Linked DNA regions of Homo sapiens: regions 1, 3 and 4 are each linked to region 2. A link is a contact called in ENCODE Hi-C or POLR2A ChIA-PET data. All regions are on one chromosome and are shown on one strand. The core of a region is the stretch at or near the end of the contact, and the rest is flanking DNA. Distances in the headings are between cores, read along the strand shown.

The links. A loop is a pair of places that touch in the nucleus more often than their neighbours do. ChIA-PET counts read pairs that join two places held with the same protein, here RNA polymerase II (POLR2A). Pooled maps may share reads with other maps.
Region 1: a loop to region 2 is called in a map of IMR-90, with 2.9 times the contacts of the local background. The contact joins two enhancer-like sites. A Hi-C loop is called at or near these places in 1 of 168 maps with a recorded cell type or tissue (IMR-90) and 1 of 50 pooled maps. POLR2A ChIA-PET finds 5 or more read pairs at or near these places in 1 of 52 experiments (T-cell).
Region 3: a map of sigmoid colon shows a loop between it and region 2 (2.9-fold over the local background). The contact joins two enhancer-like sites. A Hi-C loop is called at or near these places in 1 of 168 maps with a recorded cell type or tissue (sigmoid colon). POLR2A ChIA-PET finds 5 or more read pairs at or near these places in 2 of 52 experiments (activated CD4-positive, alpha-beta T cell and naive thymus-derived CD4-positive, alpha-beta T cell).
Region 4: a loop to region 2 is called in a map with no recorded cell type, with 16 times the contacts of the local background. The contact joins two enhancer-like sites. A Hi-C loop is called at or near these places in 5 of 37 single-sample maps with no recorded cell type and 8 of 50 pooled maps. POLR2A ChIA-PET finds 5 or more read pairs at or near these places in 1 of 52 experiments (activated CD8-positive, alpha-beta T cell).

Annotation. Positions count from the first base shown.
Region 1 is chr3:71,106,925-71,114,401 of GRCh38, reverse strand. It overlaps FOXP1 (forkhead box P1), which reads left to right. Exons shown (of 21, transcript NM_001349338.3): 7 at 1,765-1,866. Among named protein-coding and RNA genes, the nearest start is that of FOXP1-AS1, 180 kb to the left of the region's middle. Within about 2 kb of position 4,746, at least 4 of the 41 ENCODE cell types and tissues checked have a DNase peak (open chromatin) inside an H3K27ac peak, as active enhancers do.
Region 2 is chr3:71,679,516-71,687,065 of GRCh38, reverse strand. EIF4E3 (eukaryotic translation initiation factor 4E family member 3) reads left to right here. Exons shown (of 7, transcript NM_001134651.2): 7 at 2,338-7,550. The coding sequence ends at 2,384. Among named protein-coding and RNA genes, the nearest start is that of EIF4E3, 42 kb to the left of the region's middle. Within about 2 kb of position 5,610, at least 9 of the 41 ENCODE cell types and tissues checked have a DNase peak (open chromatin) inside an H3K27ac peak, as active enhancers do.
Region 3 is chr3:71,132,608-71,139,694 of GRCh38, reverse strand. All of the region lies in intron 6 of FOXP1 (forkhead box P1), which reads left to right. Among named protein-coding and RNA genes, the nearest start is that of FOXP1-AS1, 150 kb to the left of the region's middle. Within about 2 kb of position 4,159, at least 2 of the 41 ENCODE cell types and tissues checked have a DNase peak (open chromatin) inside an H3K27ac peak, as active enhancers do.
Region 4 is chr3:71,005,299-71,012,840 of GRCh38, reverse strand. All of the region lies in intron 12 of FOXP1 (forkhead box P1), which reads left to right. Among named protein-coding and RNA genes, the nearest start is that of FOXP1-AS1, 280 kb to the left of the region's middle. Within about 2 kb of position 5,365, at least 6 of the 41 ENCODE cell types and tissues checked have a DNase peak (open chromatin) inside an H3K27ac peak, as active enhancers do.

The DNA of each region.
Region 1 (7,477 bases), core at 3,497-5,996, 570 kb after region 2:
CTGCTCTTGCACACTCCACGTTTTTACGTGTCTGCTCATGAACATTAATCCTCTAGACCACTCTGTTCTCTCTTTCTTCTGAGTTCCAGGCACAGGGACACGCAGGCCCCCTTACCTCTCTTCCATTCCACTATTGTCCCTGTAACTTTTCTTGTAAATATCCATGTTGTTTTCTTATGTAAATGAAGCACCTGTTCCTTTTTAAGGAACACACTACCGTCATAAGTCCATTATGCTAACTTTCTAAGGCTATAGCTTCAGGTCCTTTTGATGTATTGATGACATCTATGTGTGCCTCTTCTTTGATGCGCAAATAATTTGGTTACCATATAGAAATTATTATTGATATAATAAGAAGTCTCATTTTGTGTCTAAACTCTAAGCACATCGTTTAATGAGCATTCTTGACATCTCTGCCATGTGTACATTCTTGGTTCTCAGCTGCATTGACTCAAGTAACCCAACTTTTCATATGACTTTCTAGCATGATATCCTCAAACTTCAGTTTTCTGTTGCTGGTCCTAGTGCCATCTTTGGAAAGGTGTGTGGCTAGCCAGTATTCCTGTTCTTAATTCTTTGGCAGTGAATGTCTTCATGGCGGTTTATTGATGACATTGTTTTTTTCTTTTTTTACTTGACCTTTTATTTTATTTTATTTTATTTTATTTTATTTTATTTTATTTTATTTTGAGATGGAAGCTTATTCTGTTACCCAGGCTGAAGCACAGTGGTGCGATCTCGACTTACCCTAACCTCTGCCTCCCAGGTGCAAGCGATTCTCCTGCCTCAGCCTCCCAAGAAGCTGGGATTATAGGCATCTGCCACCACACCCAGCTAATTTTTGTATTTTTAGTAGAGACAGGGTTTCACCATGTTGGCCAGGCTGTTCTCGAACTCCTGACCTCGGTCTCCCAAGGTGCTGGGATTACAGGCGTGAGCCACAACGCCCAGCCTGCTTGAACTTTTAAAAAGATTTGTCAGTCATATGTTAAACATTTTAGAGGACTCTTCTGTTTTCTTCCTGCTTTATCTCCAATTCATACTACCTCCCCAATGTCTACCTTTAAGGAGAAACCATCCCATATTGTAAGCTTGAAAGGGTCATTTATAATAAACGTAACCAGTTTTGTTCACAGATACATAATGTGCCTCTTTAAGATGACTAGAGATCAGATTTGCCAAATTTTCCTCTCTGATTTCTATCAAGGTCATCCTAGGTATGTCTCATCTGTTTAATCTTCCTTTCTACGTAGCCTAATCCATAGTATATTTTTTTTTGTGGTCCACCACTTAGTTCTTTTTCTTTATTTGGACTCAGATGGGGTGAAAGTATTACTTTCAACTTGAGTCGCTACATTTCCCCAAGAAGAATTTGGGGAGGGTGAAGGTGACCCTGAAAAGGGCCCTGTAGTGTCTCCCAAGTTTTCGTCTTTGCTTGGGTCCCTCCTGGTCTCTCTGTCATCTTTGTTCAGAGTCTCAATCACTCATGGTCTTAAATTTCATGTCAGATCTTTAGTAGGAATAAAATGTCTGCTTAGATGCCTGTGGAACCGTGGATGAAACTGGCCGAGTCAAAGGGAACGTAAACAAATTCTGGAAAGTTTTCCAACTAAGACTGGTGGGAAGTTTCATTTGCTGTTTCATTTGCCAGGAAATAGGAAAGTCAGGACCCAGTCCCAAAGCGCACTTCCTGGAATCCTTTTTTATGAAGAGTCCCCTGAACCTGTGTAGTAACGCAAAGGATTTTCTTGTTTTTCCTTCCAGGCACTTCAGGTGGCAAGACAGCTCCTTCTTCAGCAGCAACAGCAGCAGCAAGTTAGTGGATTAAAATCTCCCAAGAGGAATGACAAACAACCAGCTCTTCAGGTAACAATTCTTTTTCTTTTTAAATTGACATTATACCCTTTGGGATAAGTGACAAGCAGTTCAGGAGTGGATTGTGTTGAGCATTGCAAATCATGTAAGAAAATCTTCTGTGGAAAGTGCATTTTTGGTTTACCAGCAAGTTGTAACATTTTGGGGAAAATGTGTATTTGACCAAAAGTTTTATTGTCAGGAGTAAGATCTGCTGATTAGTGAATATAATAGAAGGATAAGGAGTTGTAAGTGTTGAGTTGCTAATAGGCAGTGTAGGTTACCAATGAGAAAAGTTCATAGTACTCAGAATTGTCACCACATTCTCTTATGTTGGGTCTAGAAATGGCATAAACACACACAGACACACACCTTACTTTAGTGTAGTCATCCTCAATTGGGAAGATTTTGGCGACCCCCCCACCCCCCCACCCACCACCAGGAGACAATGGGCAATGTCTAGAGACGTTTTTCGTTGCCACAACTAGCAGGGCAGAGGTGTTGCTGGCATCCAGTAAGTACAGGCCAGGGATGTTGCCAAACATCCTGCAATGCACAGGACACGACACACCGTGATTCATCCCAGAATGTCAATAGCATCAAGAACTATGACTCGGCCTGAGGAGGATGTGGTACTTTTAACATTATGGCTTGTAATGATTATAATATATACCCAATTCTTCAGTGGATATGTTCAGAATGTTTCTAGGTCAATAATTTTTAAATGGCAAGAAATTTTTATGTAAAGATACAAAAATGGTTGTTCTAGCAACTTCTGATTTCAGGCACATTGAAGGCAAGGGCTTAATGGAGTAGAAGAATGAGTAAGTTTATAAAAATCTAATTTGGGGCCAGGCATGGTGGCTCACGCCTGTAATCCCAGCACTTTGGGAAGCTGAGGCAGGCGGATCACTTGAGGTCAGGAGTTCGAGACGAGGCTGGCCAACCTGGTGAAACTCCATCTCTACCAAAAAATACAAAAGTTAGCCAAGCTTGGTGGCGGGTGCCTGTAATCCCAGCTACTAGGGAGGCTGAGGCAGGAGAATCGCTTGAACCCGGGAGGTGGAGGTTGCAGTGAGCCAAGCTCGCACCACTGTGCTCCAGCCTGGGCGACAAGAGTGAAACTCCATCTCAAAAAACAACAAAAAAAATCTAATTTGGGTTTTTGACTCAAAGTAGAAAATTGTAATAGAAGTTTCAAAGAGACTTGAATCAGGGTCTTCATGCTCACGTTTAAGAGAGGGCACTTGGCACCCGGGTCCTAAGTGGTTCAGACTACTTTCATAGCTGAAGGTGGGCATCCTTGTCACAGGAGGGGACAGAATCTATAAGCGGTAGCTGATAGGTATATAACTTGGTGCCAATTAATTGGATAATGAGGTCAACCTAAATTCTAGCTTGTGTTTACTTTTCACAGGTCAGGGTGAACCACAGCCTGTTCCCAGATTATCCCCAAAGATCAAACTGACCTTGACCAACAAGTTCTAGTTCTTCTACATGTACTTGGGAAACTGTCACTTTCCAGAGAGAGTTCAGCACTATAGTGACGCTTTATTGGAAAAGTTGACAATCTGCCTTGTTTACTAACCCTTCTGTAAACACTTATTTGGTAAACCATCACCAGACCATGTGCCTTGGAATGCGTGCGCATGCAGGGGACATTTTTAATGAGGTACAGTGCCATTGAGGGCCCATGTCAGGTGCTATAAGAAGTGCTTTGTTGTGCAGATGTCTTAAGAACAGCTCTGGAGGATGAAATACGACTATGTTGACCTTTCAGCTGTGAGCTTATTTGTCAGGATTCAAATAAGTTGAAAGGATCAAACTGAACAGTTTCCGTAGTCAGACTGGGAATTGTGTTTCAGAGGTCAGCAGCGGAGGCCACATTGCAGATTCCATAACATAGCCAATTGTTGGTACATATTAAAGTACTGGGGCATCTCCTGTGGACAGAGACACAATTAAAATTCTAATTTATTAATGTATACAGGGAGCTAGCCCAGCCTGTCACTCAGTGATTCAAATGATGGTCCATTCTTTTTGCCTCCCTCTTGGAGCTCTTACAGCCTTAAAAATACCCCGAGTCCTCTTGAATTCATCAGGCCTCAAGTGCATTGGGAAAATGAAAATATATTATTGGGGGGGAAATCTTACACATAGTAGAGCTTTGGTTAGAGATAATAAAAAAACACACACATACACAATCTGTCTGATCACACTGCTCTTCAGTATTGAATATCATTTGTGATTTTTTTTATGGTAGAATTATTTTCCCTCATACTTGCTTTTTAAAAACATATGGCATTTTTAGGTAACTTCTTTTCCAAGATGAACGAAGTTCCTTGAGGGCTAAATATAAGAAGTAAAGTTTCAGGGGATTTCCTTTTGAGGGCTCTTTTTCTTCTTGCCTGTTACAGGGTTTTTAGCCACCATGCAGAAGTGGATGATATAGAGGGCTCCGTTTTTCTTGGCAAGGACAGTGTCAAAACCAACCTCACACATTCTGCTGAGCACTTCAGTCTGTATAAAAAGTAGGGGGAGAAGGGGTAATCTTGAACGCTGGTTTTGGTAAAGAAGATGTCTTGAGTTTTTCCCCTACCCCCCAAGTAGAGGAATTGACAAGCAGAGAATTTAGACCAGCTTTAAGATTTGGCCGGGGGAAATAAATCTAAAAGGTTGGTGGACTGGTGTGTGTGTGTGTGTATCACAGACGATTGCTGAAGGACCCCTCAGCTGCCTGATAGGGTCATGCACATTCAGTAAGCTTTATTAGGTTGGCTGGCCTTCCACAAACAGAGGAGAAATTACTATCCTAGGTCACATGGTATATTACCTCATTATAAAAATATGCATATAGACTGGTGATTCACAGAAGGAATAACCTTCATATTTAAATATATCTTGCCATACTGCATCCTTGCTGAGGCGTCTCCGCCGGAGTGGCTCTGAAATGAAAGGGAAATCCTACAGCAAATCTTAACAGTGCTCATCTCTGATCTTCTCACCCTTCATAACTACACTGAGAGACCGATTTTAGCAAATTTCAGATCTTCTGCATAGAGGAAGGCTTGACAGGGAAGAAGGATTTGATCTGCTGATAGCTTGAGGGAAAAAAAAAAACCCCCAAATCCCCAAATATACTGTGACTCATATTTTAAGCATATCTCACACTTCCCTGCTTTATGTTTGGCAGCGCTCTCTGGTTTCACAGGCTGATGATACAAACAAAAGAAAATGGAAAGTTAGAGGAGGCTATAAGTGGTTACTCGATAGAGATCATAAAATATAGTCAAACATCACCAATTTGGTCTAATTTCAGGGAGATGAGAGTAAATAAGAGAGAAATGGCACTCTTTGCAGATCCACATACTGAACCAAATCTGAGCTGGTCACATTCTTGGGTGATGTGGTTTATTAATGAAGGCATTAATCGGGTATAGATATTGCTTCTGAAGTTCTTGAGAAATATTCTACTTAGTAACCAAAATTATCTTTTTACTTAGTCTGTTCATTTGCTTCGCAAATTTTTTTATGAATGATACAAATGAAAATTGAAAATTGGCCCCATCATAAATTCAGAATCAGAATGATCTGAATTAATTAAGTGCAAGTTGGTGAACATTTCCAAAGCAGGCTGGGCATGGTGCTGGTGTTCATGGGATACAGAACTGTTGAAGATACACACCCTGCCTTCAGGAGGCTTATGAGTTGTAAACAAATTAACAAGATTTTGCTGCAAAACGAAAATTACAGATGAGTAAAAATAGTAGGCTCTTTTTTTTTGAGATGGAGTCTTGCTCTTTCATCCAGGCTGGAGTGCAGTGGAGCGATCTCGGCTCACTGCAACCTCCGTCTTCCAGGTTCAAGCGATTCTCCTGCTTAGCCTCCCAAGTAGTTGGGACTACAGGCATGCACCACCACGCCCAGATAATTTTTGTAATTTTAGTAGAGACTTGGTTTCACCATGTTGACCAGGCTGGTCTTGAATTCCTGACCTCAGGTGATCCACCTGCCTCGACCTCCCAAAGTGTTAGGATTACAGGCATGAGCCACTGTGCCCAGCATAGGCTTTCTTCTATAAATATTTATATACTTCTGAAGATTGCTTAAACAAGTGAAATAAATGCTTAACAGTGCAGGTGTACTCATAACCTCGAAAATGCGTAACTTTACTGGCTGAAGATTAATTTGTGAGTCGATGAGCAATTTTATTGATCAAATTTTGGAACTTTGACCACCGTTTCTGGGTAGTAATTCATCTTGGTTCTTTAAGCATTTTAGTTGTTGGCACGAGTACATAAACTGGAAGGAAATCAAATGACACATTTTCTCCTAAGAAAGTAAGAGTACATGTGTATTCTGGCAGCATTAAAGTTAGGAAAGAAAGTAAACTTTGTGTGTTGCTTACAGTGGAAAGCTCACCAGCTTCAGGCCCTCTATAAAGAATTTGAACCTGAAGCCAGTCATCTGATAGTTTTCCTTCCTGCCCATGCCCTTCCTTCCAAGGTGATGTCATGTGTGAGCCCCTTACTCAGAAGGCCATTTCACTGCAGGGAAAGTGAAACCCACTTAGAAGGCCGGCCCTTTAGTCCACTTGGAAGCTCAGGGTGATCATGTGGATTCTTGCTTTAAGTGGAGGAGGTTAAAATACAAGATTCAGCAGGTGTTTTTTTAGCATTTTTATTTGCAGTTATATAAAACATGCTTTAGGCAGCATTTTGCTTTGCATTAATGCCGCATATAATCTTAGTAGCTCATATCATTTCCACGTTATTCACTAAAGAAGAAATTGGCAAGAGGAAACCTGTAAAGGAAACTACAACTTTATGTTGTTGATAGTGAAATGGAATGGTTTTGAAGTACTGACCCTTAAGAAATAGCCCTATGCACTGATTAGTAAGGAGGATAATTTAGGAGAGAGAAGCAAACTTTTTTTTTTAATGTCTAGAGTTAACATAGTCTAGAATTGGCACCCCTAGCATTTTAAATTGATACAAAGCATTGAAATTTTGATATCTTTAAGATGTTACTGTTATCACATGACTTTTGAGAATCCCAAAACCCTAAAAATAAGTCTCGATAAGAAATAATAAAACAGAAATATTTTAGAAATAGTTCTTAAGCCTTTCTGATTACATGCACCATTACAAATATGATAGAAACAGTGACCCCTCCTCCCAGAAAAACGCACATGAACACAGAATGTCACATCCAGTTTTAGGGATTTCATGAACTTCAAGAAGTTCACCTTGGGGTCCAGGCTGATACTCCTGCTTTAAGATTTTGTTTTTCTTTGATAGTCTGTTTTGTCCTTGCCTCCAAAATTTTGGTGCAAGTTGTAATATAATGAGTTCGTTCGTTTTTGTTATTTCAACTTCAGCTGTGCATAGGTGGCCCTGTGTCCCAGTCTGCCCAGGACAGCCCACTCCATGGCTATTGATTGGTTTTGTTTATTCATAATTCCCACTCTTGAAGGTATCCCCAGGTACAGTGGCTCACACCTGTAATCCCAGCATTTTGAGAGGCTGAGGCAGGCAGATCACTTAAGTCCAGGAGTTAGAGACCAGCCTGGGCAACATGGCAAAACCCCATCTCTGTGAATAATACAAAAATATTAGCCGGG
Region 2 (7,550 bases), core at 4,361-6,860:
TCACACCATTGCACTCTAGCCTGGGCGACAAGAGAAAAACTCTGTCTCAAAAACAACAACAACAAATAATAATAATTGGGACAGAGACCATATGGTCATAAAGACAAACATTTATTCTCTTCCTTTTCCTGAAAATGTTTGCCAACTCCAGGCTTAGAGCAATTCTATAATCCCTTTCTACCCAAGGTAACCTAAGGCTGACAGTACACCTGTTCACTAGGCACTCCCAATTCTGAATGTTCTGTTGTACTGTCTCTTTAACCCATCAACATTGTAGTTTGCAACTATGACCACCCCAGACTGCCCCTCACACCTAGAAGTAACACAGATCTTTGGATAGTCTGTATATCTGGATTTATTGTTTGGAAACCAGGTCACTGTAGTTCTATGGTACCTCTACTTGACCCTGAAGCATAGTGTAATTTCCTTGCAGATCAAAGCGTGTTTTCTTCGATATCTTCCCTAAATATCTTTCTTAAAAAGAAAACACACACACACACACACACACACACACACACACACTCAATGTGAAATATTTGCAAAGTTAAAGCTGTGAGAAATGTTCTATTAAATTAGTTCAGATTTCAGGCTGCCCTTAGGAGTATGGCCAACCTGAGGTGACCTGGGAGGTATAAAGTGCATCTCTCCCAGTGTTTCATCCAAGTGCGGAGTAGGTTGGGGTGAACGTCCAAGATGATGTTGAAGGGAAAATAGGCCCGTTCCATCCACCCCCTCAGCAATAGTCTGAAGAATTTAGTCCTTATGAAAAACACAGAGGCCAGGTACAGTGGTTCATGCCTGTAATCCCAGCACTTTGGGAGTCTGAGGCCGGTGGATCGCTTGAGCTCAGGAGTTCGAGACCAGCCTGGGCAACATGGCAAAACCCTGTCTCTATCAATCAAAAAGACAAAAGTTAGCCGGGCATGGTGGCACATACCTGTAATCCCAGCTACTCAGGAGACTGAAGTGAGAGGATTGCTTGAGCCCGGGAAGTCAAGGCTGCAGTGAGCCGAGTAGCATGATGCTACTGCACTCCAACCTGGGTGACAGAGCAGCAAGACCCAGTCTTAAAAAACAAAAAGAAAAATAAAACAGAACTGGAAGGGGCTTAAAAGGTGAAATGGGCCAGCCCATCTGCCTCCCTAGAACCCCATTCACTGCTAAGTGTGGGTAGCGTGTTGGGGATCAAAGCACCCAGAGTCCTGAATCACCCCACCTTTATCAGACGTTGCTTCCTGGTAATGGTTAACCAGATCCGGGAGGTAGATTGTCACACTCAGTCTTTTGCCTTAGAGAAAATGTTATGTATTTCGTAGGTCTCCCTGTGGCATCTTCTACTTTAAAAAACGTTAAGTGTTTGAAAATATTTTTGGTAGCATAATTTTTTTAAATTCCTGAGTTCCGGCTGGGCCTGGTGGCTCACGCCTATAATCCCACTACTTTGGGAGGCTGAGGCAGGTGGTTCACTTGAGGTCAGGAGTTCCAGACCAGCCTGTCCAACATGGTGAGACCCCCATCTCTACCAAAAATACAAAAATTAGCTGGACGTGGTGGCACACGCCTGTATCCCAGCTACTCCAGAGGCTGAGGCTGGAGAATTGCTTGAACCTGGGAGGCAGAGGAGGTTGCAGTGAGCCAAGATTGCGCCACTGCACTCCAGCCTGGGCTACAGAGCAAAACTACGTCTCAAAAAAATATATATATATTCTAGAGTTCCTAATTAAAATTAGTAATTTTGCAAGCCAGATGATAGGTCTGAATATCTATTGGCAGGGGGAAACTTGATTTGGAAAAATAAAACTTAGCAATTTTATGAAACTTCATTTCCCATGGAGAGTGTTGAGAGGTAGGGAGCAGGGGCACCTAGATATAATTGCTGTCACCCTGGTGTGGTTCTTTGTTTTGTTTTATTTTTAGTTTATTTTTAAAGATAGGCTTGTAAGCGGCTCTGTCTTGGGTTGTGTCAGGCACCCCCTCTCCCCACCCCCTGCAATGCATTTTGTGGGGCACATTTTCCCCTGCGGCATTTGCTTGCAGCCCAACATACTCTCTTCATCGGCTTGCTGAGATGACTCATCCTCCCAGGCACAGCAAGAAGAAACAGGCAGCATGCCCATTGCTTGTTTATTCCTTGTTTTAATTTTCATTATTACGTTTCTCAGGAAATGCACGCCTTAGCTAACAGTTACTGGCAAAAAAATAAATAAATAAATAAGGTGTTTGAGTTCTTGCCAACATTTGGGGAAGCTGAATGAGATGCCTAGAGGAGGGTTGGCCCATCCTTTGCTTAAAGTTTTCTTTCCTTTTTTTCTTTTTTGTTTTTTTTCTGTCCTTTAGCCCATGAAGAGCATCATGCTTTTGAAGGTGGACGTGGAAAACACTAATTGCACTCTGTAAAGAATTCTTTGTCCTTTGCTGATTGGTTTTGGAAACGGTCTTAACAGGAGGGAGAGTGAAGAGAAGACTTGCCGAAGCCGATGCTGGTCAATTTAGAGTGGGTTTCTGTCCTTGCAGATGGGCAATTAGGACTCAAAGTGGCAGGTGGGGTGGGGGGAGATTGTGTGGGTTTCTACCGTCACATTACTTGCTTTTTAAAAAAAACACACACAAAAAACTTTTTTTTTGGCTTTCTAAATTCTCTGTTCTTTTCACTCTGATTTTTTTTTTTTTTTGCCGTTTAAAATTCCTTATTCAGCCTAATTATTGTTTTCTACACTCCCCTTTCATTGAGGCACAAGAAATGGGTTTCCCTTTAAGTAGCTCTGCTGTACCTAGTTAATGAGAATATGCATAATCGTGACAATACTGCTTTTGAATACCACACTGTACAAGGAGGAACACTAGCTTGGAGAAATCTGTCTTCTGATTATTTGTTGTGACACATTCCTATGTACTGTGAGCTGGGCATTGTTTTTTTCTGTCCCAGGGAAAAGAAAAACCATACTTAATGTGATTTTGCACTGACAGCACACAAATCTTTAATTTTCCTTTTTAAAACATTTTTTTTTAGTGATAAAAGGAAAATAATAGTTGGATTGCATAACATGAAAACTATAATCACAATTCAGTATCAGGATATAAATCAAGCTCTAAGTCTTTGGACCCTCTGTGGAAACATTTCTAACCCGAATTTTAATTTGGCCTTTTCAACCAAAGGCTTAGAGTGGTAGCAAGGGATTTCTTCCAATAGGAAACCTGATGTTTCTGATTTAAAGAGAAGGTGATATTTTAATTGTTTGAATTAAGCTCCTTGCAAAGTTCGGGTGTGTTTACCCACTTAGGGCTTTCTTTCCCAGTCAACGCTAACACATTTTGTTAAATGATCCCTTTCCCTGCTCACATTGTGTGTCATTTCTCATCATCAGTAGTCCTCCAGCCTGGGCAGCTGTCCCCACCCTTTTTCATGTAGGTGCAGGAAGTTAAATCTCATTTCCAGGATGCATGTGAACATTTACAAAGTTGAACTTTGAGTGCATTCTGCTCATATGAATTATTGGGATTGTTGATATATATTGTATTATGCTACCAAAGAAATATTGGTTTTATTAGAAGGAAATGGTCATCCTCTGGACCATGGAGACTAGCTCAGAATACGCTGATTTCCCTCTCCTGACTTTGCCAAGCCTTTGGCTGCTTTTGCCTGATAAAGGGCAGGGCCATCTGAAGACACTTCCCCCAGTCGGCTTTGGAGTCACGGGAGCTAGTGCCTGCTCACACATTTTTCAAAAGGGCAGTGCACTCAGAACTTCACTGTACCTGGGATTTTTAATTCCTCTTGCAGTGTTGACCAGCAGAGAGACTTGAGGCTACTTTAAGCCTCCACTATGTGTTTGTAGATAAAATTCTCCATTCAAACATTTTAAAGGACTTTGAACATTATCTGCTTATGGAAGTTGTGCCCTTCACTTGGTTAGTAACCACCTCAGCCATAATACTTACCATCATAGGTTTCTTAAAATGCTTTTTTTTTTTCCCTAAACTTGAGTTTCCTTAGTGATTTCAAAATGAAGTATAAGAATATCAGATCCAGTTAGCAAAAGCCTAGGACTTGTTTCTCCAAACATTGTACTAACATTCAACTTGTTTTAAAATTATGACTCAAGAATTTTAAAAAATTATTCTGGACATGAATTAAAACTTTTTTATAATATAAGTATTTTTCTGATTGAAAAAAGGATATAATTGACTTCACTCTAATTGTCATGTATATTTCCATAAGTAAATGGATTTTGAAGTATTTTTATTTTTTGAACTTTATTTAAAGCATTTGTGATGACATGTTCAACTTTTGCATGTATGTAGCCTTTGAAGTAAAAATAAATAGGAATGTTAGGCTCACGTTAATATTTCTAGTTTCTGTTTATGATCATGGAACATGACTAGCACACAAAGTAGATTTTTGCCCCAGTGAACTTCTGCAACTGTTTCTGACCCTTTAGAAAATACCAACTGTGAGAAGGATTTAATTTGCCTAATGTTAAAAACCTATCATCTAAATTACTTTCAGAGAGGATTTTGTCAGATTTTGGTTTGGAAATTGTTTTAATTGAATATTTAATCATAATAGACTTTGTATGAACTAAGCTGATTTAATCAGTTTAAAAACCTCTCATTACCTTCTTAGATTAAAGAAGCTAATACTGTTTTGAGATAGAAGGAAATATTTTGTGGGGCATGTGACTTTTGTGTTAAGGCAGTTTACCCATCTTGGCTGATGTGGGGAAAGTGCAAACTTCCAGTAGAATCCCGGTCTTTTCATCCAAGTGCTTGCAGGGGCAGCCTTGTAGTCTGCAAAGAACCATGCAGAAACCAAAGAGCTTGCTTTTTTGTCTTTGTAATTCCTTAGGGTCTGTGATATATGCCAGGAAATCTGATTGAAACTAATATGCTTTTTATTCTCCCATTATTCCCTAAATTGTTATATCACAGGCACTTGCCTACATTGGGAAAGTAAGGACAAATAATACCCATTTAAAGTAACTTGCCTATATTTTGACTGTCTTTCGTAAGCACTTGCTGAACTGCTGACTTAACTCAGTTTTAAGATTTCCTCTTTCCCCCCAACTTTTCCACATTTCTTAAATGAGGGTGTAATTTACTGCAAACATGTACATTTAATATAATATTGCTGTTAGATTCGTGGTACACTTTATGAAGCAAAAACATGAAAAGGAAACCACAACTCTAATAAACTTTAAATTAAAGATTAAGATGACTCTTTCTCACCCCTCTTCTTGAGTTTAGCCCATGTCTACACCATGCACACAGTCACAAGACTTTATAGCTTAGAAACTTTAGGTATAATTGGGTCCTATAGACATAATATACAATCCACCAACTGAGCCTTGGCCGAACTTGTCCCTTGTTAAAGACGTAGGGCTAGCCAGCCACAGAGCTGGGTATTGAAGTCGGCAAGTTGTATCCCGGTGCAGGCGTCCTTAAATGGAGAGTACTCAGAATCTGCCAGCCTTAACCTGCCCACTAGCCACCCTAATCAAGCATTAAATATCTGATCCAATCTGGCCACTGGTGTAACTCCGTAATCAGACATCCTGTTTGTAAACAGCTCCTCCTTCTCTCCCTCTCCCTCTCAGAGACAGAAGTGGTGCTGGGGTTTGGAGTTTGAAAATAACCTTCCTATGACAGGAAGTGGGCTTTTGCTATTAGTTGCCCAACTCTTAGAGGATCCCAGCTTGTGTCTTTAGACAAAACTGACAGCCTTTGGAACGATCGCATGGTGGCGCTGCCTTCCAGCCAACAGTTCTGGCTCAGCAGCAGAATTTATCCAGCTATGTTTGTAGAATTTTTTTAAGATCCTACTGCATTTTGCTCTTAAGCTTTTATAAAAATTTGACGAGAAAATGTAAAAATGATACTTGGCAATAAGACATTTAGTTTTCATGCACCTAATAAAAATGTGTCAAAGCTAGATCGCTCCAGATGTGCTTAAAATATCTCAAATCCTAGGCTCTCATTGGCCTTATAAGTGATTGGGAAGAAAAAGAATAAAATAAACTCACATATAGGAGATATGGAAAATATTTCATCAAATATTATGCCCAAAGAGAGAAAATTAGGAGTTGATTTTTTTTAGCACTCTGAATATGGAACTTCCTTTTAAAAATGTAATTCTACCCTTCACCTTTCCTACATTGTATGTTTCTGTGAGATTTTACTCATTACAAGTGAAAGTAGAGGACTGCCTGTGAATTGTTCACTTCTGAAAAGAATATATTGAGATCAGTTAAAATTACTCAAGAGTTTGGTGACTCAGGATTGTAAAAAGCCTGGATCTCAACAGCTGGGAGGAGTCAGAGGGTGAAGTGGGAAAAAATAGGGACTGAGAGGCAACGAAAAGTCCCTTTGAACCTGTGGTCATTTATAGCAATTAGAGTGGGTTGCCCCTCTACTTCTCCCAAGAAGAAATCCCAAATAGATTCCTTTCATGTCAGATTATACTGTTCTGATTTTATTTTCTATTATTTTTACATATACATCCAAATCTAAGAATACTTATTCAGATTGGCCCACTCAGGCCAAAAGTCACTGTCTTGTGTTCTAGAAATTCTTTCATGTTGCTGACATAAATCCATTTTTAAAAGAACATTCAGGGACTCTTAGAATTTTAGAGTGGAAGGGACCTTTGAGATCATCTACCAGTGCTTCTCACCCCTTAGCATGCAGCAAAATCACTCAGATACTTACTTATTATTCACATTTCTTGACCCCAGCACTAGAAATCTGGGAGGATATCTGCATTTTTAACAAGTGCCCTAGTGATTCTAATGCTGATGGTGCTCAGATCGCTCTTGGAGAACCCCTGATTTTATCCAACTCCCACATATGACAAATGAGGAAAGCCTCCCAACCCTAAGCTCTGTCAGGTGACCTGATTCCAATGTATGATACCAACAATCTTATGAAGGCTGGAGAAAACCATTAATACTGAGACTTGAGTAGATGATGCTCGTGAATAAGAACTTTATGGCTGGGACCACAGCAGTCATGGGAGCCCATCCCTGGAAGTCCATAATATAAAGCCTTTAATACAGAGTGGTGGTTTTTCTCTTTTCTAAATACCATTTCAGTCTGTTAAGAGAAAAGAAATTAGTGTTCAGAAAAGTAGTTACTCCATATGTGCAGTAACTACTTTTCTATAATGTCTTATGGCATCTGGGGTTCAGCATCATTGAACAAGATTAAATGAACGTTATAGAGCTATAAAATTGCATGTAAAATAACACAAAACTGTTCAAATGACTATCAAAGTAGCCTGGGAATGAATTTCCACTAAAATTAATTGTCACTTTCAAAACGTAGCTTAGCAAAGCTGTTACTAAACTGGAGAGATCCTTTAATACATAGAAATGTCAAAAAAATCAAATAAGTATTCCCTAAACGATGTGAGTGATAAGCAAAAGTCATTGCAAAGTCAGTATTTTTTTGTTCATCATTGCTACTGAAATTCAGAGTTCCATTGTATATGTGTGTCTTGAGTGTACCTTATTAGAATATCCAATACAATAGCTTTTGGATATTCTATGCTTTTG
Region 3 (7,087 bases), core at 2,910-5,409, 550 kb after region 2:
TTGTGCTGGGAAGTAATAGAACCAAAGCAGTGACATCCATAGAGCCGAGGAACAGAAGTCAGTGGGGCTTGAAAGAGTTCATTTCCCATAAAGTATCCAAAGTTGTTCAAAGTCGGTCAAGCTGTCATCACATTTCAGATGAGACTATTTTAGGGAGTAACAAGGGCAGAGTAGATCAATTAACGTTTCTTTTTTTTTTTTTAATCACTCTACATTCAATGAATGTTCAAGGCAGGTTAAACACTAATAGCAAATGTGGTGATGGAAGAATTGAGGCAGCTTCTGTTGTAGTATTTACTGTGGTTATCATTTCTATACCTAAAGCTGCATTCCTATCTTCTCATTTATTTTGCCTCCCTTTTAATTCACTGAGTTTGATTTAGAGAAGTCAGTGCATTGTATTACAGTGCCATTATGAGTCTGAATTTCTGATTTAATTCAGACAGTGTGAGCCCAGAACAGAGGACCAGGAGATTCTGCGTTACCCCAATTAGCCCGGGAAAGCTTAGACAACTGGCTCCGTATCTCTATGTATGCCCCAATTTCCCCTCCTGTAAAATGGAGCTATTTACTTATCTCAGGATTGTAATCATAAAAGAAAATTTCCTGTAGATGTGAAACAAATTTTAAATAGCATGCAGATACTTGCATTTGTATTTTTATTTTAACCCAAATTAACATGCGAAACCAGGATGCCGTTTTCAGAGTTGTTGGCATCCGTTCATCATATTTCTAGGTGAAGTATGTGTAAGTGATTATAGGTAATAAATATCTTTTTTTTTTTTAACTTATTGCAGAGGCAGTTTTTCCACTGTTAATGAGGGTAATTTGACTTGGTTGAAGGATTGCAGTTCTTAAGAATTAATGCAGTAATCCAATTCAAAGATTTAAAGAGATCTAAGATTTTTCACAGGTCGCGTGCCAGTGAATGTGCTCCTATCACATAGCAGCTAATGGACTTGAACGCCAGTCTGTCATTTACTGTTCCCTCACTGCATAGCAGCTTTGCCCTTGGTAGTGAGTATACTTTCCAAGCATTGCAGGTTATTTAGAAGTGTGGTATATTTGTATCACTTTTGAGAGATAGTATCCTATTTCCCACAGCCCCTAATTACTATAAAAACTGGGGTTATCTTTCTTAATTACATGTTTGAATCCTAATCTGCTAAGGTCTGAGGAATATCAGGCTCAGAGGAGCTGCCTTCTCGCCTTTCTTTTTCAGAGGAGGGCCTTTTATTTTTTTTAATGTATTTTTAAAAACTAATTCATGTATCATTGTATTCGTACATATAGGTTAATTCACGTGAATACAAAGGTTACATGCACTGTATTCATGACTTTCCATTTTTGATAATGATGTATTATTAACAGCTAACAATATTTTGTAAAGGCTTATTTATAAAGGATGTTGGAAGTGTTCTTATTTCCCGATCCCATTACGTTCCTAAATATTAAAAATCCCATTTTGAGGCAATTAGAAGCATTCGCTTCTTCCTCCACGTGTGTTCTCCAGACAGCGTCACCATTCTGCGCACACAGGAACCTTTGTTCCTTAATTAGAAAAAGGACTAGAGCTCATTAGTTGTGGTTCCTTGTGGTGTCTGCTCAAACACTCAGGCAATAATACATTACAAGGAGAGATCCAGCCTAAATCTGAGAGGCTCTCCACAGTTCCAAGAACTGTGAAAAGATAAATATATCTTGGAGGGTCCTTGTAAGGCCGTTCTCACATCCTGCACTGTCCTTGAGGGCCTGGCTGGTGGGTGCTCATCAGTTTTAAAGTCAAAGAGATTTCTGTATTCACAGGAGGAGGGAAGGGGAGAAGGCACAACTTGTATAGAAATCTAGAACTTTACCTTTATTGAAAGCCCATGGTCTTGCACCAAAAAAAAAAAATAATAATAAATAAATAAATAAATAGAATTATCTTTTGGATTTTTTGGTAGGTTAGTGGGCACCATCCAGATGCATTCGGATGTTATTGAAGGTGGGCGAATTGTTGACAAACATGATAGAAGACCAGATACCTTAGGCTGATTTTCACTGCTGGCATTGGACATCGGAGGAGCTGCATGAGCTTTGAAAGCTAAAACTCCCAAACTGGAGCCACAAAAGCTTTAGGCTGCATCAGTTATCAACAAAGAGCCCTGATTTCCACAATCAGAACAGGCATTTCTCCAGCCTCCAGGAAACCTCATGCATCTAATGTTCCCCAAAATATTAATAGTACAAATGGTGGACCCATCTCACTGGTTAAGATTAAGCTTCCCGCAGCAGAGAAGTGAGCAAGTGAAGTGAAAAATCTCAGACCGTATGGAGGATGTTTTGCTGTGCCTTGGCTGGGCTGGCGAGGATGTTTTGCTGTGCCTTGGCTGGGCTGGCAAGGATGTGCTGAAATATAAAGGGATATGGAGAAGAGAGCAAAGTGTCAGTTTGAAAGCCAGAGATTGGAAAATAGAGCAGTTATTTTGAGGGTCAATTCACTTCTCTTTGAGAAGGTTTATCCAGTCAGGTAGCTAACACCCTGGAAGGAAAAGAACTCAGAGGCCGCTAGGCGTGTCTGAGATACTCTCCCACCACCCACTACACTAACCCCCTCCTCATATCTTGCCTTCTCTTTCCATCCCTGCCAAAGGATAAATTGCCCTCATCCTGCTAATGCTAATGGAAGACATTATTAACAAAAGGGAGTGCTTCATAAAGGAAGCTGAGATCTGGCAAGTGGAGGCATGACATCCTTATGCTGATAGTGGTACAGGTCAGAAATAGTGAATATGGAAACAAATATTTCACTGAAATGTTCTGCCATTTAAAGGGACATGTCTAGATAGCCATGTACATATATACTTTTTTCCACCAGTAATCTTTTTTTTTTGTTGTATTTCTCAGAGAAAGAAAAATAGATTTTAAAATGTAAAAACCTGTTCTTCAATTGCGTATGCAAAAATCTCACTGCAGTGTTTATTCTAAACCTGCTCTCATAATGTTCAGTCAAGGAGAAAACAGCAAAAAACAGTTGTTGATGGACTTAGCACAGAACTGGATTAAATAAGCATTAGTCTACTGAAGCTGATTACAGGAATATGAAAATGCAGTATCTTAATGGTACATATTTTTATGTGGCAGCTCAGTTGCCTTTCATTTTGCAGCTAATATGTCTATTCTTATGAGTCATTTACTTCTTTAATTACCTTTTGCAGGCAAGGCACCATGGTATATTAATGTGAATGATTTTTACTGCCAGTTTATCATACAATGCCCCAGAAGTTGAAAGGCGTAATTGACTTGGAAGAACAGCTCATGAAGGAAACAATATTTAGTTGACAGTTTTCCTTGTACTCTCTGTTGACGTTTATGAGTTTACACTATGCTAAAGGAGTAATAAACACAATTTTCTTTCAATAACAGGAAAGGGTAGCTTCTAAAATACATTTGTGGAAAACACATTTGTTCATTTCTTGAATAATATGAAAATAACACATTTCCAGTGATAAGACTTCTCAGATTGCCAATTGAATTAAACCTTCAAAGGTGCATTTATAACCTGTCTCAGAGCATTAGGAGATATTAGGGTTCATGTGATTGAATCTACTTAATGAATATTTAAATTATAAACAGATTTAGATAAATCATATTTAACTCTGGGTGTTAGGGTGAGACAATTTGGTCCTGCGCTCCCAACTTCCAGGAGAAGGAAAGGCAGAACGGGAGCTTGGGGATTGGGAACTGTCTGAAGGAAGATTTTCTTTCTCCAAAGGGAGGGAAAGTCTGACAGTACATTTTGGAAAAGTAAAGAAGGCATAGTCGATGCAACTCCTTATATGGCCTGGCCCTTGAAGAGTTAAATAAAGATTTGGGTGGGTCGCTGCCGTTTTGGAGCCTGGAAAGGTGCTTTGACTTGACTTGGGCAGTGTTATTTTAACCATCACTTCCACAGTCCCCTTGGCCTTAAGCTGGTTCACTGGCTCTGGGCAGGCCCTGGTTTGGCACATTGGTTCAGAGGGAGTTAAACTTTTCACAGTTTTCTGGGTTGTTTGCAGTTCAGTCCTGTGCAACATAATGAAAGTTTTCTAGCCATCTGTTGTTAAGCTGGCGGTGAACAAGGCCAGTATATCCAAACAAAGTTCTGGCCTGCTGTAAACTGAACCTGTCAGTTTAGCATAGCTTTGCTGACCCCTCCAAGGAACAGGGCAGCCCTCGGTACCAGGCACTCACCGCTTAGAACTTTCAAAGGGGAACTATTTTGGGAGTAGGGGGTAGGGGCCTGTTTACTTTTTTCCTCTGTGTTCCTCTCACTGGCTTGGACTGGTTTATACTTAATCTTTACATGTACAAATGGATATTGGTCTCCCCTCCTTTTGGTCCCCCCTCCTTTTTCAGAGGGAAGGACATTTCTTCTTAATAGGGGATTATAACTTTTTTTTTTTTTTTTTTTTTTTGAGACGGAGGCTCACTGTTGCCGGGCTGAAGTGCAGTGGTGCGATCTTGGCTCACTGCAACCTCCACCTCCTGGGTTCAAGCAATTCTCCTGCCTTAGCCTCCCGAGCAGCTGGGACAACAGGCACGCATCACCGCGCCCAGCTAATTTTTGTATTTTTGGTAGAGATGGGGTTTCACCGTGTTGGCCAGGATGGTCTCGATCTCTTTTGACCTCGTGATCCGCCCACCTCGGCCTCCCAAAGTGCTGGGATTACAGGCGTGAGCCACCGTGCCTGGCCGGGGATTATAACTTTTAGAAGAAGGTAGGATTGTCTAGAAATGTATGTGAGGTGGCTGTGATTCAAAGGGAAGTTCTATGCAGTTATTTTTGTTTCATTATTTTGTCTTTCAGTGTTGGGGGGTACAAATAGTCCAGGAAAAGAAGTGCCTATATTTATTACTTAGCTTATATAGTTAAAGTTTTCATAGCTTTAAGAGGGCTTTTCCCCCCTTTCTGCTGCATTTTGTATTTCATCATCAGAAGTTAATATACAGCATAACTTGGCAGAGCAGCAGTTAGACAATACTCCCAGCTGTATGGGCTATTTCGTGCTTCTCTGTTCTCATTTACAAGGTGTATCTTTGGCTTTAATTGCCCAGCTTAACCTTAAAATAATTCCATTGTTTCGCTGTATTTTTTCCTACTGTAGTATATGTTTCATTTTCATTTTCTGTTTGGCAGTATTTCCTTGGCTATATATGAAATGCTCCTATACATTTGGATCCTTGAGCTATCTGTCTATCTACCTACCTACCTATCTCAATACCTATCTAACACTTCCCCTAATCTTTGTGGGTTTCCTTTTGTTAATGATACCTTGGAGGTGCTGCTGTATTTTTCTCTTGGCCTTGCTATCATGTATTTCTTGTCCAGCCTTGGTTACATTTGTGCCCTGTTAAGAGAGGGCCCTGGGGAGCCATCATTAAACCTTGGTGTCCATTCGAAATTGTAAAAATATCAAGGAGAATAGCCACCGTTTTTGAATAATTATTTTGGCTGCTCTAACGGCCACCTTAGTCTGTCTAGGTAGAAGCAGACCACAGTCCCACACAGCAACAAAGAAACAAGATACTGAAAGCCTTTAGACAAATGTCTGAAGCACCAGTGTGAGCGGGTTTGGGCTCAACTTCAGCTGCAATCAAGAAATGGACAAGGGTCAAGAATTCCATAAATGGGGGTGGGGACAGAATAGGCAAAGGAATAAACAAGGAGACACCCAAGCCTTCCCGTTTAAGGGACAAGGAGTATTACAGCTGTGAAAAATATTCAATTTAAAATTTAAATGAATGCACTTACTAGGAAATACTATAGAGTCATAATCTGTTTGTGAGGTGACTGACATATAAAGTGTTTTTTTGTTTTAAAGTGAAAAAAAAACATCACACACACACATATTCGGGGTAGACTTTCGGGTATAAAATGTCAGGTGCAATGTAACGTGTACTCAACTCCAAGAGTCAAGCAAATAACCTTGGTATTTAGGATGTTGCCTTTTAGAACATGAAATTGTATTTTGTTGTGTGTCCTTTTTTTTTTTATTTAGAGGAGGACTACATTAAGAGGTCACCTATTAGCTGTGTTTTTGCTGTCTTAAACTCAGCCCTTCTGTCTATTAAAATCAAACCACTGTGTAAACATTCCGTGTTGTTCTTGGTCTCTACAATGGCCACGGGGATCAGGTTTCACCTGCCTGCACATCTTCAAGCAATTACAGCAATTAGCGTGAAGCCATTTCACATTCAAGGATTCAAGGTCTATGGTGACATTCAAGTCCAGGAGAAGTCTGAAAGGGAGAGGAGGAAGAGGCCCAGAGCGAGACGACTATTCCATGGCCCTGAGCAGACAATTTCTCTTTTAAAAATGGTGGCCCTTTAATGATGTTATTATGAGGTTTTTAAATGACATATCAAAAGTTGTTTATATCACAAAAACCCAACAGTCATTTAATTATACTAATGAAGGTCTTTATACGTGTCAGATTTTTTAAAAAAGACTTCTAATGGCCATGAGAAATGGACTGTTGCTGCTGCTTGCATCACAGCAGTGGTGGCAGCATTCTTTGTAGAGGAAGAACATATTTTATAATGTATAAGGGAATTTGCATTTCGCTTTTCACGGCAAACCTTTCTGTGTTTTTTGTAAATCTAACAATTGCAACAACATGGAATATTTAGTTGGGAGATGTTTGGAGTAAGTGTTGAAAGCAACTATGTTTGCTTGCTTTTTTTTTTTTATGGTTAGAGAACAACTGTGGCGACTTTCACAGATTGAACTAGTACAGTTCAAAGGAAAATCATCGACTTTAGCACATCTGATAGCTATATAGGCATGGCAGAGGTGTCTTGAAAAAACACTCTTAGGATCCAGTAGGGCTTTGGCTTTGTTTGTTTGTGTTGTTTTTTGCATTTGTAACTTAGTTACCCAGGACTCGTTTGCACAAGGCAAATGCTAAACTGATTACAGCTTTTAAAAATTGGTTTGTACATTTTTTAATCCATATTTTAATGTTGGTTTATTATGCAAAAAAAGAGGGGCACTAATTTTAAAAATCCAAGCGTGCTGCAAAAGAAGATCTTGCTTTGCAGTCCCAGAGGGTGCTTGCAATCA
Region 4 (7,542 bases), core at 4,116-6,615, 670 kb after region 2:
TTTACAAATTGGGTGTTGGGGACCATCTCCTTCTAGCTTTTCTCTCTCATTCAAGCCCCAGGGAAACAGAGGTGAGCTGATTTATGTGCAGGTCTCCAGTTTTGTGTGGTCTTTATATTGTTAGAACAGTCTCTGTATCTATCTTTATGGACCCGATACAAATATTGTAATAAAGCCATCCTTAGAGAGATACCTTGTGTTACCTGCAAGCAGTTTTGGTGAATATAAATTTTTGGTTAATGAATGGAAGCCTGTGAATCTATTTCATAGCTTTCTTGCCTCAGGATTATACTCTGAGAGCATTATGTAGTCATTGAAAACTTAAGTACTTAAAAATATTTTAAAAGAGATGTCCAAAATTGCTTCTAGATGTGAACAATCACGATCAGCAATGCTTTATTTTAAATTAAGCAACAGCCGTTTACAATTATTATCATTCAGAGTAGTGATATTGGGTTTTGTTTTGTTTAGAAATCACTCACTATAGAATCTTAGTTTTGTTCTTTCCTGATCATTTGCCTAATCATATTTATATAATGAGAGAAAAAGAACTTGGCAGAGCCACTTTTAAATTCTGAGTTTTTTCTTCTACACCAGTGCTAGGTTTGATAAATACCTTGGTACCGATTTCTTCCATCTGTAGAATGGCTGATAAACATCTGTAAATATGATTTATTGTTATAAAGTCTCTAGAACTATAAAATTGCTATCCATAAGCTCAGGGACATATATCAGTTTCAGAGTCAGAAAGGGAAATGACAGTTTCTAGACCCATTTTAAACATTTTGTTAATGGCTAACTTATGCCTACCGTAAAAAATCCTCAAATCATAGGTTCATTTGTTATGTGAGCTGACAATTAGGTTATATTTATTAGAAGATTATCCCAAAAAGGAGAGAGAATAATTTTCGTATTAAAGAAAATAAAGATCATTAGAATTGGGGCCTAGACTCAATTCCTATAAAAGAGCCCATTTCTCTTCTAAAGATATTAGAAGTCTGGCACTTGTATAGGAAACCACCTATCAATTATTTATTGTGGTTTTGCACATGACACGACATGTTCTCAGTTCCTGTTTGCTCAGTGGAATTGGAATGCCCACTATCAACCTGCAACTGTTGCTTGGTTATTTCCTGGTACTTATTTATTGACTTATATTTGTAAGACGACTTTTGTTTGTAAGTTACAGAAACCCAACTTAAATTGGCTGAAGCGAAAAAAATAAATAAATAAATGAGGGATGATAATTGGCCCCTATTGCTAGGAAGTCCAGTGGTACAGCTGGCTTCAAGCATGGCTAGATCCTGATATTTAACCAAGGCTGTTGGAGTATTGATTGTCCATTAGCTCTGTTTTTCTATGTTGTCTTCATCTGGGGGCTCTTTCCAAGTGGAACTGAAGAGGACAGGTTTATTAATCCCACAGAGTATCTCTTTCCATGTAGCCCCAGAAAAAGCCATAGGCAGACTGTCATTGGCCCAGATTGAGTCATGTGTTCTAGCTTTGAGCCAATCACCATGATGTGCCCTGGCTTGCATTACATGCTGCCTCCAGAACAGAGGGAGATGTTCACCCCACGTGAACCACATGGGGGCTGGGGATGAGAAAGTTGCTTCAAGAATGTAAAAATGAATATTGTAAAGTAGCAAAGGAGAGCAAATGCTGAGTAAGAAGAAACTCCCCTAGATGCTTTCCTGAGTTACGCATTGACTGGTCATATGTAACAAATTCAGGATTTCAGTTTTCCTCTACAACATGATTTTAACTCTTGGAAATTCAGAGTTGTCTTCAGGTATCAGGATCTTGCCTAGTGCAGTGGAAAATAAGTTAGTCTTCTTGTAGATTCACATTTCCCACTTCTCTGTTCAGTCTAAAGGGAAATCAAATTGACTTTGATGAAACCAACTTTGTTTTCCATTGAACCGAACTGAAAGAAGCTAGCAAACTTCTGTGGTTCAAGTAAAAACCACCTGGCTTCTTTGAATGATCTCACTGGGTGGGGGGGGAGGGGGGGTTATTGTCATCAGAGAGTGATGCATCAAGTACTTTGCTCAGATTGCTGGATTCATAGATCCTGAAAGCATCTTCATTTGCTTCAGTGGACCCAAAATTCTCTAGTCTACGCTTCTCTTCAGTTGTCCCTTTCTTTTTTAGAAGGGATTTCTTATGGTTTAGGCAAATTGATAGCAGTGTTGCTTGAATTCTCCTTGGTATTCTTACTTAATAAAGGTAACATTGCTTTGACCTTGATTTAAGTGTTACTTCATAGATTATTTTCACCTATTTTCTGTTCCCTTGATTTTACACTCCCCTAGTAATAGTTTATAATTAAATAGTACTGAACCTTAAAACAGGCATAGTCCCGAAATGCTTCACATATATTAACTCATTTAATCCTCACAAACAGTTTATGCTAGTATTGTAGTAGTATTCCCAGCATAGAGTTAAGGAAACTAATGCCCAGAGAGGTTAAATGATTTACCCAAGGTCACACAGCTAATAAGAGGTGGAGTCAAGGTCCAAACCCAGGCAGTCTGGCTTCAGAAGACTTATTCTTAACTGCTGCATTATACAGCCTGGTTAGAGGCAGCACTTCTTATTGACAGTTTGCTTTCTGCTTGGCAGTGGATGTAAAGAAAGTTTTGGAGAAAGCCTGACTGGGTAGTGAGGACATTATTAATATGTTCTTTGAACTAGCCACATGTCATCTGAGCCTCAGTATCAGCACATGTGATTTGGGATGTTAACCACTTTTTACGGTTGTTAGAATTAAAAGGTACACCAGGCAAGACACAGGTGGTTTACCCCTGTAATCCCAATGCATTTGGAGGCTAAGGTGGAAGGATTTCTTGAGGCCAAGAGTTTGAGACCAGCCAGGTCAACATAGCAAGACCCTATCTCTGCCAAAAAAAAAAAAAAAAAAATTCAGCTGGGTGTCGTGGCATGTGCCCATAGTCTTAGTTAATTGGGAAGCTAAGGTGGGAGGCTCACTTGAGCCCAGAAGTTCGAGGCCGCAGTGAGCTATGATAATGCCACTGTACTGTAGCCTAGGTAGCAAAGCAAAACCTTGTCTCTAAAAATTAAATAAATGAATGAGTAAATAAAAAGTACATCATATAAACTGCCTAGCCCATACTAGGCACTCTTTAAAAGCGTTAGAACTTCTTAACCTACTTAGATATATTTATTTTTCAAGGATGAGTAATTTTAAATATCCAAAAATTTCCAACCTTCTACCTAGGAAAAGGAGTTGTGACTATGCAAAGCATTGATATATCCGAAGAAATTGTTCTGTAATAGAATGTTTTAATCAGAAACCTCTGGTAAAAAGTCCCACACAGAGGGGAGGGCATGGCAAATTTTTTCCATAAAGGGGTAGACAGTAAATATTTTCAGCATTGCAGGCCATACAGTGTCTGTCACAGCAACTCGACTTAGCTCTGCCATTGGGGTACAAAAGCAGCCGTTGACCATGCGTAAGGAACAAGGAACGAGTATGGCTGTGTCCCTTGGACCACAGTTTGCTGTACCATTTTTGGTGTCACCAACATATTTTTAGCTGAGGAATGCTTTTGTGGCCCCGGACATAGCTATCCAGGGTTATGTTAGCTTGGATTCACAGAACCCTCAAGTTAGTCATATTTGAGGGGAGATATCCACGTGTGTCATGCGCCCCCCCCCCCCCGCCCCCATGATTTCATTGACCAACCATGGTTGCTGTACTTCCTTGATCTTGGGTTCTTCCACCCAGTTTTTAGGGTTCAGACTAAGGGAGAGGAAGTGACTTTGCCAGGTAACAGCTTTCTGGTCTTCTGCAGCTCCAGATTAATAAGCTGTAACTGTTACAGAGGCCAAGCTTGGTTCTTCAGGATAAAAATCCCATCTGTCAATACTGTGCCACTGTTAACAGAGAGAGGGGTTCAGAAAAAAGAGAGGTGGGGGGGACTCACAGGTCTAAAACTGAAGCATATTTTTTTTTCCCTCCTGAGGAAGAAATATCATAACTGTTGGTAAATCAAAACCAGAGATTTGACACTTTTCTGTGATCATTCTGCAGCATTTGTTCCCAAGGTGAGGTATACCACAGGGCCCTTGATTTCAAAGATAAATACTGTACAAATAACCATCCTGTTGTCTTTCCCTCACCGCCAACAGAGGGACGCTTTATCAGAATCAGCAGATACCCAGTCTATTGTATGCATTTATTTCCCTGTTTCTTCTGAAAACAACTTGCAGTTTTAGTGTTGATTTTTTTTTAATCTATCAACCATGAGTTATCATGTGACTGTTGCATTTGTTAGTGCTAACTGATAGCAGCAGGTGCTCCTGCTAACTCTAATGAAATCGTCCAGCCCTGCATTGCTTGGCATCCTCCGATAACAGAAAAACAAAAACAAGTCCCGTATCATCCAGAGTGGTGTGAAGCTCATCGGCGTTCTTCCATCTTCTCCCCACTTGAGTCCTTTCTTTTTTCTTCTTTTCAAACCAGGTGAAAGACACAATCTTCACTAGTAAAAACGTGGATTTGTAATTCTTCCCTTTCCTCCCCCTCCCTTTTTTTAATGCTCATGTAATGCATTGGCAAAATGAGGAGTAGATTTGAAGGTTAAATCCTGACCACATTTCCCTGTTTTTAACTTAGAAGGTAAAATCAAATGCAGGCCCATAGTTTCACAAACACCAGGTACTCTTATGTGCTTGGGGGAAAATGTTTCCATTTCTCCTAGTTTTTCTTTTAAGTGACCACTTGTATAACGTCTACTAAAAGTATCATTTGTATCCTTGCTTAGTATCCTATTTGAAAAGAATTTTTTTTCTTTTGGTGATTTCTCAGGGAGAAAAACTTCATGCAGAACAAAACAAAAATTCCCTTGCTTGTTAGATGTATGTAATTTATGAAAGCCAAAATAAACTGTATATGTGCTGTAATGGAAGACAGAGAAATGTTGAAGAAAATGCCCAGAAATGGAACTTTGACCCTTCCCGAAAGGTCGAGGGCTGTAGACAGTAGAGGACATTTCATTGGTAACTTGCTTTTTAAAATTTTTTTCTGTGAATTTTACTTTTCAAAACTGTGAAGAGTTTTGTGTGAAAGAAACTACTAAGTGTGCTCTGTAATGTTTTCACAAGTGTTTTTATCATGGTAACATCTTGTTTACTTTAGTTCCCTGCCTAAAACTACTTGGAACATGTTAAGAAAACACTTCAAGAAAGCCTCGACAAAGAGGCTTTTGTTTAACAGCCACCATGAGGCAGCGTGGATCACAAAGGTGTTAACTTTCAGCCCCTTAAGCACTTCCACATGAAATTCCAGCAACTATGTTTGTGGTTTTGGAAAAACAAAGTGTATGTTAAAGAAACCAGGTATATGCTAATACATGTCGAAGGAGGCCGGATATCATAAATTGTTTCAAACCCATTTGTGGCTCTCGGCTTGCACGCCTGAATGTTCTGCAGTGAAATTACCTCTAGTTAGTGTAGGAGACTTCAGCCATGTAGAGGGAATAGCTGTCTATAATTGTGGATGTATGCAAATCAAATTCCAGCCTCACAATTTAAATCTCGAGAAGATGAGGATGAAAATTTTCCCCATCAGATCTGAGGTGACAAGTCTTTGAGTATTGCAAAATGAGCTGTATATTTTTATGAATTTGACTTTTCTACTTATCATGCATTTTTTATTGGTTTTAGAAAAATAAAAATAGGGTGTTACCAAAAAAAATTTTTTCCCCCTTTTAATGTCTTTTTTAACCTTTCTGACATTGCTTAGGAGTTCAAGACCTTTCTTAGTACTCGAAGAGGTCAAAGTGGCCTAAATACCACAGTGCCCTCTAGTGATATATAGAATATTAGATAGAAAAGTTTAGACAAGTTTGCCAAAGATAACAGGCCCAGTGCCACCTCTTTGCTCAAAAGGAAGCAAATAACATTTGAACGCATTTTTTTTCAACAAACAGATTTTAGTTAGAAATGCAAATTAAATTTAAATTTTTCTTGTAGGCTTTGAAAACATTGGAAAATTTTTTGAATGTCTACTTATGCAATTAATTCTACATATAACTGCATATGTGCATGCGGTACATCTATATCACTGTAGATGCATTGTTGAGTGTTCTTATATTTTAAGAGCCATTAGTTAGCTTAGGTATTTCATGTGATCATTTCCGGCATGTAATTAGAAGGCATTACTTAAAAGACAGGGATCATCTTTGCTCCATACTTTTATTGACACTGTCTACCATATTATGGCCATGTCTAAATGGTAAAATTTATTATTAGCAATAGTGTCACAAAAGTCTGAGACAGCGATTTTCCTTTCAATAAAAGTAGTTAAAAACCTTTTAGAAAATCCATAATTTTGATTGCTGGTACTTCATAAACGTATAACTGGTACTTTTTAGCTGTCTCTTTAGGGAAAAATGAGTTTTATCACCTGCGGTACCTGGGTTAATGAAATTGTGTGTTGGAATTTAGCCAGGATGAAAGATGAGATCATTCCAAGACACTAATATTGGCAACAGGTCTCATAAAAAGCTCTGACTCTTGAGTGAAGTATCATTAGATTTTTTTATTATTATTATTTTATTTAAATTGAGAGATTAAGTTAGTTGTCATTTTCAAAGCTTCTGTACTAGCGAGATTCTCATTTGGCATTACGTTCAAAACCCAGTGACCTAAAAACCTGTACGGAGCCAAGAGAAACAGAGAAGTGTCCATCAGTGCCTAGTACAAGAATTTCCTTGCTTCAAATTTCAACTCCAGTTCCTGTTCAGCCCTTTACAAATCACGACTCTCAGCTCAAATTTGAAATAATGCTGCCTTTTTCCCCCGTGTTCCTCCTGTGTTTGATTGTTTGTGGATATTAGCTGTCCAGGAAATCCCATACTTACAGATATAAATCCAGAATGATCTTGTTTTTCCGCAGCCAGCCCAGGATGTATTAGACAGTTATGATGATTTGTTAATTTTTGTGACCTGTATTTATTTTATGTGTGCTGTATACTTCGAGGCTGGAATCAGCTGTTGAAATGCTCTCCGTCTCTCACAGGCAGAAAGGAAGCGCTCTACTTTTCCTTTTCTGCTTTGGATTTTCTTGCTTTATTTTTGGAAGGTTTTTTAAATCTCTTCACGTCTGCTTTTTATGCGCTTCTTCCATATGGTGATAAACAAGAGGTACATTGTGTTTGATAGACTTAAACTCAATCCTATCAAGGGTGGGTCTTTGGAGATGCATGAACAGGGTCACATTCTTTCCAAATGTGTTTTCCATCCATGATGTGTCTTGACTGTGTAATTCTATTCTCGTTTTTATGGTGATATACATTTCCCCCAAATAATATATTAATCCTCAGATTTAATATGTGTTTCAGTAGAATTCTGCCTATTACAGATAAGAAAATTATATTATAGTCTTGAAGAAGAATAAAAATCAACTGAAGTTAGCATTATTTTTTTTCTCTTATACCCGTCTTCATAAAGGGCACTCCTTATGATTCTGGTTTTTTTTTTTTTTTTTTTTTTTTTTTAAATCAGGTATTTGTT